Regions from separate parts of the Homo sapiens genome. Here all the other regions are linked to region 1. A link is a contact called in ENCODE Hi-C or POLR2A ChIA-PET data. All regions are on one chromosome and are shown on one strand. The core of a region is the stretch at or near the end of the contact, and the rest is flanking DNA. Distances in the headings are between cores, read along the strand shown.

Evidence for each region. A loop is a pair of places that touch in the nucleus more often than their neighbours do. ChIA-PET counts read pairs that join two places held with the same protein, here RNA polymerase II (POLR2A). Pooled maps may share reads with other maps.
Region 2: a loop to region 1 is called in a pooled map, with 8 times the contacts of the local background. The contact joins the promoter of MATR3 here to the promoter of CXXC5-AS1 in region 1. A Hi-C loop is called at or near these places in 3 of 37 single-sample maps with no recorded cell type and 8 of 50 pooled maps. POLR2A ChIA-PET finds 5 or more read pairs at or near these places in 5 of 52 experiments (GM12878, OCI-LY7, PC-3 and 2 more).
Region 3: a loop to region 1 is called in a map with no recorded cell type, with 3 times the contacts of the local background. The contact joins the promoter of SNHG4 here to the promoter of CXXC5-AS1 in region 1. A Hi-C loop is called at or near these places in 6 of 37 single-sample maps with no recorded cell type and 3 of 50 pooled maps. POLR2A ChIA-PET finds 5 or more read pairs at or near these places in 1 of 52 experiments (BJ).

What each region holds. Positions count from the first base shown.
Region 1 is chr5:139,648,304-139,651,096 of GRCh38, forward strand. CXXC5-AS1 (CXXC5 antisense RNA 1) reads right to left here and starts at 1,425. Exons shown (of 2, transcript NR_149086.1): 1 at 1,032-1,425; 2 at 696-878. CXXC5 (CXXC finger protein 5) reads left to right here and starts at 46. Exons shown (of 3, transcript NM_016463.9): 1 at 46-542. RefSeq lists silencers at 1-1,103, 1,304-1,473 and an enhancer at 2,266-2,766.
Region 2 is chr5:139,292,208-139,295,063 of GRCh38, forward strand. MATR3 (matrin 3) reads left to right here and starts at 1,533. Exons shown (of 15, transcript NM_018834.6): 1 at 1,533-1,598. It overlaps LOC124901081 (a long non-coding RNA gene), which reads right to left and starts at 1,350. Exons shown (of 4, transcript XR_007058956.1): 1 at 1,067-1,350. RefSeq lists enhancers at 1,605-2,308, 2,309-2,856.
Region 3 is chr5:139,272,785-139,275,560 of GRCh38, forward strand. SNHG4 (small nucleolar RNA host gene 4) reads left to right here and starts at 1,317. Exons shown (of 7, transcript NR_182757.1): 1 at 1,317-1,377; 2 at 1,580-1,830. It overlaps LOC124901081 (a long non-coding RNA gene), which reads right to left. Exons shown (of 4, transcript XR_007058956.1): 4 at 283-870. It also overlaps a transcript of MATR3 not described here. RefSeq lists an enhancer at 671-1,020 and a silencer at 1,311-1,390.

The DNA of each region.
Region 1 (2,793 bases), core at 175-2,674:
GCCCCCGGGCAGCGTTCATAGCTCCTGCCCGGGCGGGCGCGCGGCGGCGGCGGCAGAGGCGGCTGAGCCTGAGCGGGGATGTAGAGGCGGCGGCAGCAGAGGCGGCACTGGCGGCAAGAGCAGACGCCCGAGCCGAGCGAGAAGAGCGGCAGAGCCTTATCCCCTGAAGCCGGGCCCCGCGTCCCAGCCCTGCCCAGCCCGCGCCCAGCCATGCGCGCCGCCTGCTGAGTCCGGGCGCCGCACGCTGAGCCCTCCGCCCGCGAGCCGCGCTCAGCTCGGGGGTGATTAGTTGCTTTTTGTTGTTTTTTAATTTGGGCCGCGGGGAGGGGGAGGAGGGGCAGGTGCTGCAGGCTCCCCCCCCTCCCCGCCTCGGGCCAGCCGCGGCGGCGCGACTCGGGCTCCGGACCCGGGCACTGCTGGCGGCTGGAGCGGAGCGCACCGCGGCGGTGGTGCCCAGAGCGGAGCGCAGCTCCCTGCCCCGCCCCTCCCCCTCGGCCTCGCGGCGACGGCGGCGGTGGCGGCTTGGACGACTCGGAGAGCCGGTAGGTGTCGGGCCACGGCCCTCCCTCGACCCCCCCCGGAGGCCGGCCCCCTCCCCTTCCCCGCCTACCTCCCTCTCCTCCCCCGGGGTTCGGTGCGCGGCCGGGGCCGGAGTTCGCTGCAAGTCGGCGGAAAGTTTGGCTGCGCGGGTTCCCCCGAAGTTCAGGTGCGGAGAGCCGGGGACGGGGAAGGAGGGGTCCGTATTTGGGAGGGGCGGGGGGCGCCCGCACCGTAAGCCGCGGAGCCCCGGAGCCTGGGAGACCTAGCGCCGGTGATCGCTTGGTGGCCGCTGCTATACCCAAGCCTCCCTAAGCCGCAGTATGCTCGGTCGCAGATCACTGAGTTCAGACAAAAAGAGGGGTTTTAGGGTCTGGGACGGCGGCTTGGGCGCCGTGGAGTGGGGCTGGGACGCTCCTTGCGGGGTGCCGCCCCCCTCCCCCCCACTACTCCAGTTCGCGGGCGCTGGGGCAGCGGGCGCCCGGGGTCCTCACCTCTTGGCGTTGGGCGGGCGCTCAGCCTGCGGGGGCGGCTGCTTGTAGATCTCTGGCGCGCACTCCCCCCATCAGACCCCGCTCGCAGCCCTGTGTTGAGGGGCGACGTTAACTGCTCTGGGCGCCCTCGACCACGCGTGGCTGAGCCTCCCCCACCACTTGGAAGAAGCGGCGGCTACTTCTGCATTTTTCCTCCGGCTCCTCGCCCCCGCTGCCCGCGGGGTGCCCGGCGGGCTGATGAAGTTTGACCTTTTTTTTCCATCAAAGTATCTCCCCCACCACCACGGTGCCCCGCGGCCCCTCCCTCCCTCCTTTCCCAGCCTTGGGGAGTCTTTTGAGCTGTCTCCCGAGCCCCGCGTGGGCCACGCAGCGTGCAGAGCCTGGGAGGGAGAATGGGGGTGTTCCTCTAGCTGCGGAACTGTGGGGGGCGTACGTCCCCGGCGCCTGCCACGCTGCACTGGCCCCAAATTTACCCATGAAGTTCGGCCCGACCCCCCTCCCCTTCGCTTCCCCGGAGCGGAGTGAGGGGCTGAACCGCCGCGAGAGGAATGTGTTAATTTTCTGGCTGGGGGAAGTTGTCCTCGCCCGGAATGGGCTGCTTTCCGGCGGGGAGCGCGGGGTGCGCCTGGCTTTGTTTATTTGTAGGATCGACGGAAAGCGAGTGACCCCGGTTTTTAAATGGGGGGCCACCTTCGGGACCTGTCAGAAGAGCTGAAACGCCCAAAGTGGGAGCAAGATCTCTTTTTGTTCTTTTTTCCCCCCCGGGAATCTGAAGGGGTGCGCGGAGTTGGGCTGGTGCCTCGGGCTGCAAGGAAGCACCAGTAAATTTGGGGGGTTCTGTAGTGACTCATTCGGAAAGACCCGCTCCCTGAAGTCTCCCGCGACGGGGGTCTGAAGGTTTGGCAACCGCGCCCTCCTTTGCCCCCTGGACTTTGGGTGGTCTGAGAGTCGCGCCTTCGGATGGGGGGGGAGCTAAGGGGGTGACCAGCGGACCAGACTCCTGACCCCCACCTTTCCTCGCGCGGCGGGCGCTGTTTGGAGCCCTTGGATTTGTGGTGGGCCCTGTCCCCCCCACCCCCGCATTTTCTTTGGAAGCGTTGGGGAGGGGGCGTGTGTGAGATCGCTCGGCCCTCGCCCCCGCCGGAGCCGCCCCAGGGCCGCCGGCAAACAGAGTCCCTTTCAAGTTTTCCGCTGGGGCCGCCTGGCGGGGGCTGCGAGCGCGGTCGCTGCGGACTTGTTTGGAGCGCGATTTGAACGCCCGGCTCCACCTCAGCTGCCCCAGGCCGCGGGGTGGGGGGCGTCTGTCCTTTGCAGTTGGGAGTATTTAAATTAGACGTCTTGGGGGACCTACTGGCCTAAGCTTCACCTGATCCCCCTCCTGAAAGATGCCCGTGCCTTGGTTTCCAACCGCCACTAGAAAACCGGGAACTGAGACCGAAGCCCCCTCTAAACCCCTTTCTGAGAGCCGTGCGGGGAAACTCAGGCCGGCGGGCTACCTACCCGTAACTGCGTATTGTTGATTTAGCAGTTTCCCTAGATGAGAGTCAGGCTGGAGCTTGGGGGGGTGGGGAGTGGCCCGCTCTGCAGCTGTCACCCCCCTCCCAGAACGGAAATTGTCCTCTCCTTGGGGAGGAGGGAGAGGGGGTGATGGTTTGATTTTTGCCCTGGGAAGAGATGGGAACAGCTGAAGGAGATTGGCCTCCGAGTTCCCAGCCAGCCCCCGGAACTTGGGTAGAACCCCCCTACCCCTCATCCTCGCAGT
Region 2 (2,856 bases), core at 283-2,782, 360 kb before region 1:
CGCCAAGGCCTCCAAAAGTGGTGGGATTACAGGCGAGATCTACCGTGCCTCAAATCACATAACCTTTTAATGTCTCAGTTTTGTGATCTACCAAATGGTATCCCACAGTAGCCGCCTCTCAAGGTTATTGTAGGGTTATGTGTAAACTGCTTATTGCATTGCCCACCTTATAGAAAGCACTCCATATTATAATCATTAACTGTGCTGGAAAATTCCCAACTCTCCAGATGCGGAGTTCTGCAAGGATGGTTGGGGAGAGAGTTGCAGCCAGATTAGGTCTCCAAACAATTTACTTAAGCCTCTGAAGGCCGGAGCTCAAATCCCTCCAACCCGGGTACCTAACCAGTACCTCAGTCCCAAGAGTGTATTGCATTCAGTCAAATTCACCAAAAGGCGGCGGTGGTCTTTAGGAAGGAAAAGGCTCGCGGTCCTCCGCCTCAACGACCCTCCTGCACAGAATTCCTGATTTTAAAAACCAGCTGGCCACTTTGGGAGGCCGAGGCGGGCGGATCACAAGGTCAGGAGATCGAGAGCATCCTGGCTAACACGGTGAAACCCCCGCCTCTATTAAAAATGCAAAAAGAAATTAGCCAGGCGTCGTGGCGGGCGCCTGTAGTCCCAGCTACTCCGGAGGCTGAGGCAGGAGAATGGCGTGAACCCGGGAGGCGGAGTTTGCAGTGAGCCGAGATCGCGCCACTGCACTCCAGCCTGGGTGACAGAGTGAGACTCCGTCTCAAAACAAAAAACAAAACAAAAAAAACAGCTGGCTGGGCGTGTAGGCTCACGCCCTTAATCCAATGCTGAGAGGCGGAGGCGGGAGCACTGCTTGAGCCAAGGAGTTCCAGACCAGCCTAGGCAAAATAACGAGACACCATCTCTACGGAAAAAATAAAAATAAAAAAGTTAGCTGGCCATGGTGGTGCGAGCCTGTAGTCCCAGCTACTGGGGAGGCTGAGGTGGGAGGATCCCTTGAGGATAGGAGTTCGAGGCTGCAATGAGCCATGATAACGCCAGCGCACTCCAACCTGAGCAACACAGTTTATTTATGATAAATAAATAAACATACCTAAATAAAAACCAGCCAAAATGGTATCGTTTTCCCTTTGTGGCCCCAATATCTGGCGCTTTCCACCATTCCTTGGCAAACAGAACAACCAGAGAGCATAAAAGTCGAGTCTAAGCCAGGGACTCTCGCGAATCCCTTCTAAGGCATACCCTATTTAAACTTTGTATTATGCTATTCAGGAGGTTGACAAACAGCCTTTTCGGGAATGGGACTCGAACTCGTAAGCCACGTCTGTTCCTCCATTTCCCGCCTCAGCTGGATGACGGAGAGGGATCTCCGGGATTAAAGAACAACGACCGCAGGCGAGTGCACGAGCGAGGTGCGCGCGCTGAGTAGGGGGAGGGGCCTGGCGCGCGCCGAACCAGATCGAGGGGGTGGGGGCGAGCTCTCTCGCGAGAGTGGGTTTGTTCTTGGGCTGCAGCCGCTGCCGCCGCTTCTCGCCAGCGCCGTTGCTGCGGGGGATTGTGGGAGTCTCCGCGTCCCGCTCGCTGGGAGAGAGGTACCTCTCCTTTTCCCTCTCCCTTTCCCTAAGGTAGGCGTGAAGCGGGTAAGAGTCGGGGTCGGGTGGCTGGGGGTTCTCCGTGTCCGCCGGGAGGGGACAACGACGGCGACAGGGGCTGCGGGGAGCCGGCGGCGCGCCTTTCTTGCTCGCTCCCGCTCTGCCTCCCTCCGCGTTGCGTATGTGAGCCGCCTGATCGGCGGCCGCCATGTTAGGAGCGCAGTGGCGGCGCAACCAGCCTTCTAGGGCGGCGGAGGTGAGCGGTCCGGGAGGGAAACACGCGGCCGGCCAAGGGCCCAGGGTGCGGCGGGAGATTTTGGGTGAAGAGGTGCGCTGACCGGCCGAGCTTCCTGCGCGTCCTGGGCTCGTTGTGGGCGGGGGCGGGACGACTAGCCCGTTACACGCGGGCCGCGGCGCTGAGGGGGAGGGAGGAGCTCGCTCGAGGCCTGAGGGACAGACTGTACACTGGGGGCTTGCCGTTTGAGGAGGATGGTTAAGATATCTAAGTCCTTGGGTAGCGCCAGTGCCAAATAACCCGTTCGCCTTTTTTTCTCTGAAAATGTTCCCCCAAAATGGAGGATTTCGCAGACTCTGAAGAGCCTGCTTGTTTGAGCAGCGTTTCTTTCTTTTCCCGGTGTCTCGGCCTTCACGCCGCTCCTTGCCCATCGCCTCAGAGCGCCCCCTAAGACTCCCGGCCCACACGCGCGCGCGCGCGCGGCGTTAGCTGGACATCAGAAACAATTCCTCCCCGCCCCCCATCGCGTAAAAATGGCCGAAAAATGAAACGTTAACGCTTGTTTTTCGTACTGCGTCGTGGAACAAGCCGCCTGCAGTACAGTGCGAGGCGGGTGATTTGCACTTGTTTAGTCAAGTCACCTCACATCCTTTTTCTCTTTATCAAAATAGTATTAGTCCAGGTTCCTCCAGAGAGGATCGTGTGGTGTGGGACCTTCCGGTTTCCAGACAAAGGGTTTTGGAGTACCGTGGTGTAGTCGCCGCATCGTTCTTTGCATTTCGAGCTCTGTGCCATGTTCTGTGTTCGGCATTTACCGTGGATGAATATCCCCTAGGTGTTTATCCTGCTCTGTGGCCCTGTTCTGTGGAATATTCCTATTGGATCAGTTACAGTTTTTTAGCCAGATATTTCTAGAACGGTTATGGTGGTTCTGAAATGGCTAGTCTTTCGGGCGCGCTGGAATAATGTGAAGAATCGTTGATTTCGTAGGTAGGGGTCACGAGATTTTGTATTGGTACTGCGTTCTGTGTTTTAAACCTTGGCTTAAGATTTCTG
Region 3 (2,776 bases), core at 67-2,566, 380 kb before region 1:
TTTTATAGCTCTCATAACCTTCCTTTATGAACACGCTGTGACAGCCGGATGTGGGCATTGATTATGGCAGCAGTCTTCAGCCACATTCCTATTTAACTGCAAAGCAGAGCTCCTGCCTACCAGCCCAGCACTGGTCATGTGACTTTTTAAATTACTGTATTTATGTAAGCCTTTTCCCAACCAGAGCCTATGTCCAACTGCATCAAAACTGGGGAGGATTTGAGCTTGCCACTTCCCCTCCAGTGGCTCTTTGGCCCTACAGCCTAGGGTCTCTTGCTGGAATCAAACTGGGGCTCTGGGCTTTCTTAGGAGAGGTCTGCAAGAGTTGGGGTGCACAAGAAGCATACCTTTTTCATTATGAAAGAGCTGAGGAAATAGACAATGAAACATGTTGGCAGATGCCAAGGGCAGTGGCTTGGTTCCCAGGGGTTCACCTGGCAATGGTGCCAGGTGCAAGAGATCAGCAAAACTTACAGGATTGGTTGTTGTTGTTGGGGGGCGGGTGTCGGAAAGGAATTTGGGGGAATTAGAGAATGGAGTTGGGAATCACTGCTTGTAGGCCTTCCACTCTGGACCCCAGCAGAATCATATGGACTCTAGCCACTGGGAGAGGGAAGTTTTAGTGTTCCAAAGAAATCCTGGTAGCCTTGCAGGCAGTCTGTCCTGACCAAGGACTCTGCCTGACTGTGCCATGGTGCAGGGCAAGTCTAGCAGAGAAAGCCAGTGTTCTTCAGTTACTGCAGCTCGGCGAAGAATCCCACTGCAGGGCACTAGGGAGGCCGGTCCTGCAGAGGTCAGCAGTAGGAGTGACTGGCTTAATCTATTCGAAAACCTCCTGGAAAGATCCCGAAGACCGTGGACCAAGGTGACCTGCGTGGGTGAGCGATCCATTAGCCGAATGACAGCGCTGCCGCAGAAAGCCAGAAAAAGGATATGCGTGGGAAGCGCAAAAGCGTGGGCTGGGCCTGCAGCAACGGAAAGGCGCCACGCTCGTGAGCGGAACCAGCGTTCCGGGGGCGCTCAGTGTGGGCAGGCAGGAAGCCTGGCTCCACTAGGACACACAGATTCTCTCCTGAGCAGCTGCGAACTATGCGCCCCTTCTACCCTTAAGAGATGGGATGGGAGTCCAACAAACCCAGCCATTGCTCAGACCCCAGCCCTTCTCTCCTCTAAGAAGCAGGTTCACCTCTGCCACCGCACTCGCATTTTTTTTTTTTTTTAAAGCCCGGCCTTTCCTAGGCGGGGTCAAGGGCCCCGCCCACCGAAGCCACGCCCAGTAGCCGCCCCGGGGCGGGGTTCCCCTCGGCTCCCGGCTGCCCTTTCCCCTCCGGCCTCTGCCGGTGCTGCTGCGCCCTGCGGAGCTCCGAACACGTGCGCGTGAGTAAGGACCCAGAGGGGAGAGTCCTTGGAGGTTTCCCAGCCTGGGGAAAGAAGCAGTGCAGGGTGGCTTCTGCCGGGGCACGGGACGAAATTGGGGTTCGTCCCCTCGTGATCCCGAGCTTGGAGGGCATCTGAAAGAGACTTGGGCCTCGGAGTCGTCCCCTGTTTTTCTACCATCCCTCTTCCCTCTTCTCCCTAGGGAGTCCCATAGAGCCTGACTCCGAGAGCCTCGATCTCCCAGGGCCAGAGGCAGGGACTTTGGAAGGTTTGTGAGGAACAAATGTCCGGTGGAACTGAGTCAGCCCCTTTAACCCGAGCCTTGAAAGGGGCAGGCTATTTTTAGATCTGTTTTTAGACCCAGCGAACAATGAACCCTCTCTACTCATTTTCCTGTTCCTCTAAATTATTTGGAGGAAGTCAGGAGTGAAATTTGGGGATGGCTGGAAAAAGGTATGATCTTAGCCTTACATAAATTATAATGGTGACTGTGAGGCCGGGCGCGTGGCTCACGCCTGTAATCTCAGCACTTTGGGAGGCCGAGGCGGGCGGATGACGAGGTCAAGAGAAGAAGACCATCCTGGCCAACATGGTGAAACCCCGTCTCTACTAAAAATACAAAACTTAGCTGGGCGTGGTGTCGCACGCCTGAAGTCGGGAGGCTGAGGCAGGAGAATCGCTTGAACCCGGGAGGCAGAGATTGCAGTGAGCCGAGATAGCACCACTGCATTCCAACCTGGTAACAGAGCAAGACTCCGTCTAAAAAAAAATGGTGACTGTGTAGGAATATTTATTATCATTTGTGCAAACATTTTGGTTATTTTTATTTTTTTTAACGGAGTCTTGCTCTGTTGCCCAGGCTGGAGTGCAGTAGGGCGATCTCGGCTCACTGCAACCTCCGCCTCCTGGGTTCATGCCATTCTCCTGCCTCAGCATCCCGAGTAACAGGGACTACAGGTGCCCGCCACCACGCCCGGCTAATTTTTTTTTTTTTTTTTTTTTTTTTTTTGTATTTTTAGTAGAGACGGGGTTTCACCGTGTTAGCCAGTATGGTCTCGATCTCCTGAACTCGTGATCCGCCAGCCTCAGCCTCCCAAAGTGCTGGGATTACAGGCGTGAGCCACCGCGCCCGGCCTAACATTTTCGTTATTGCTTTTAATCAGTAGTTGAGGTCTTGGCACGACTACTGCCTCCAATTCCCCTCACATCCAATACTGCAGTTATTTTTCCAAGTGCTGTTTTTATTGTCCTTCAGGAAGTATTGGAGGCCCTCCTCTATCCAGTGTTCCCACTGTTCACTGCCCGTTTCTCTCACTGGATAACTTTTCCCTTTTTACTCACTCATATTCACCATCTAAGCCTTTTTTGGAATGTAGCTCCTCAGGTGTTTACTGAGTGC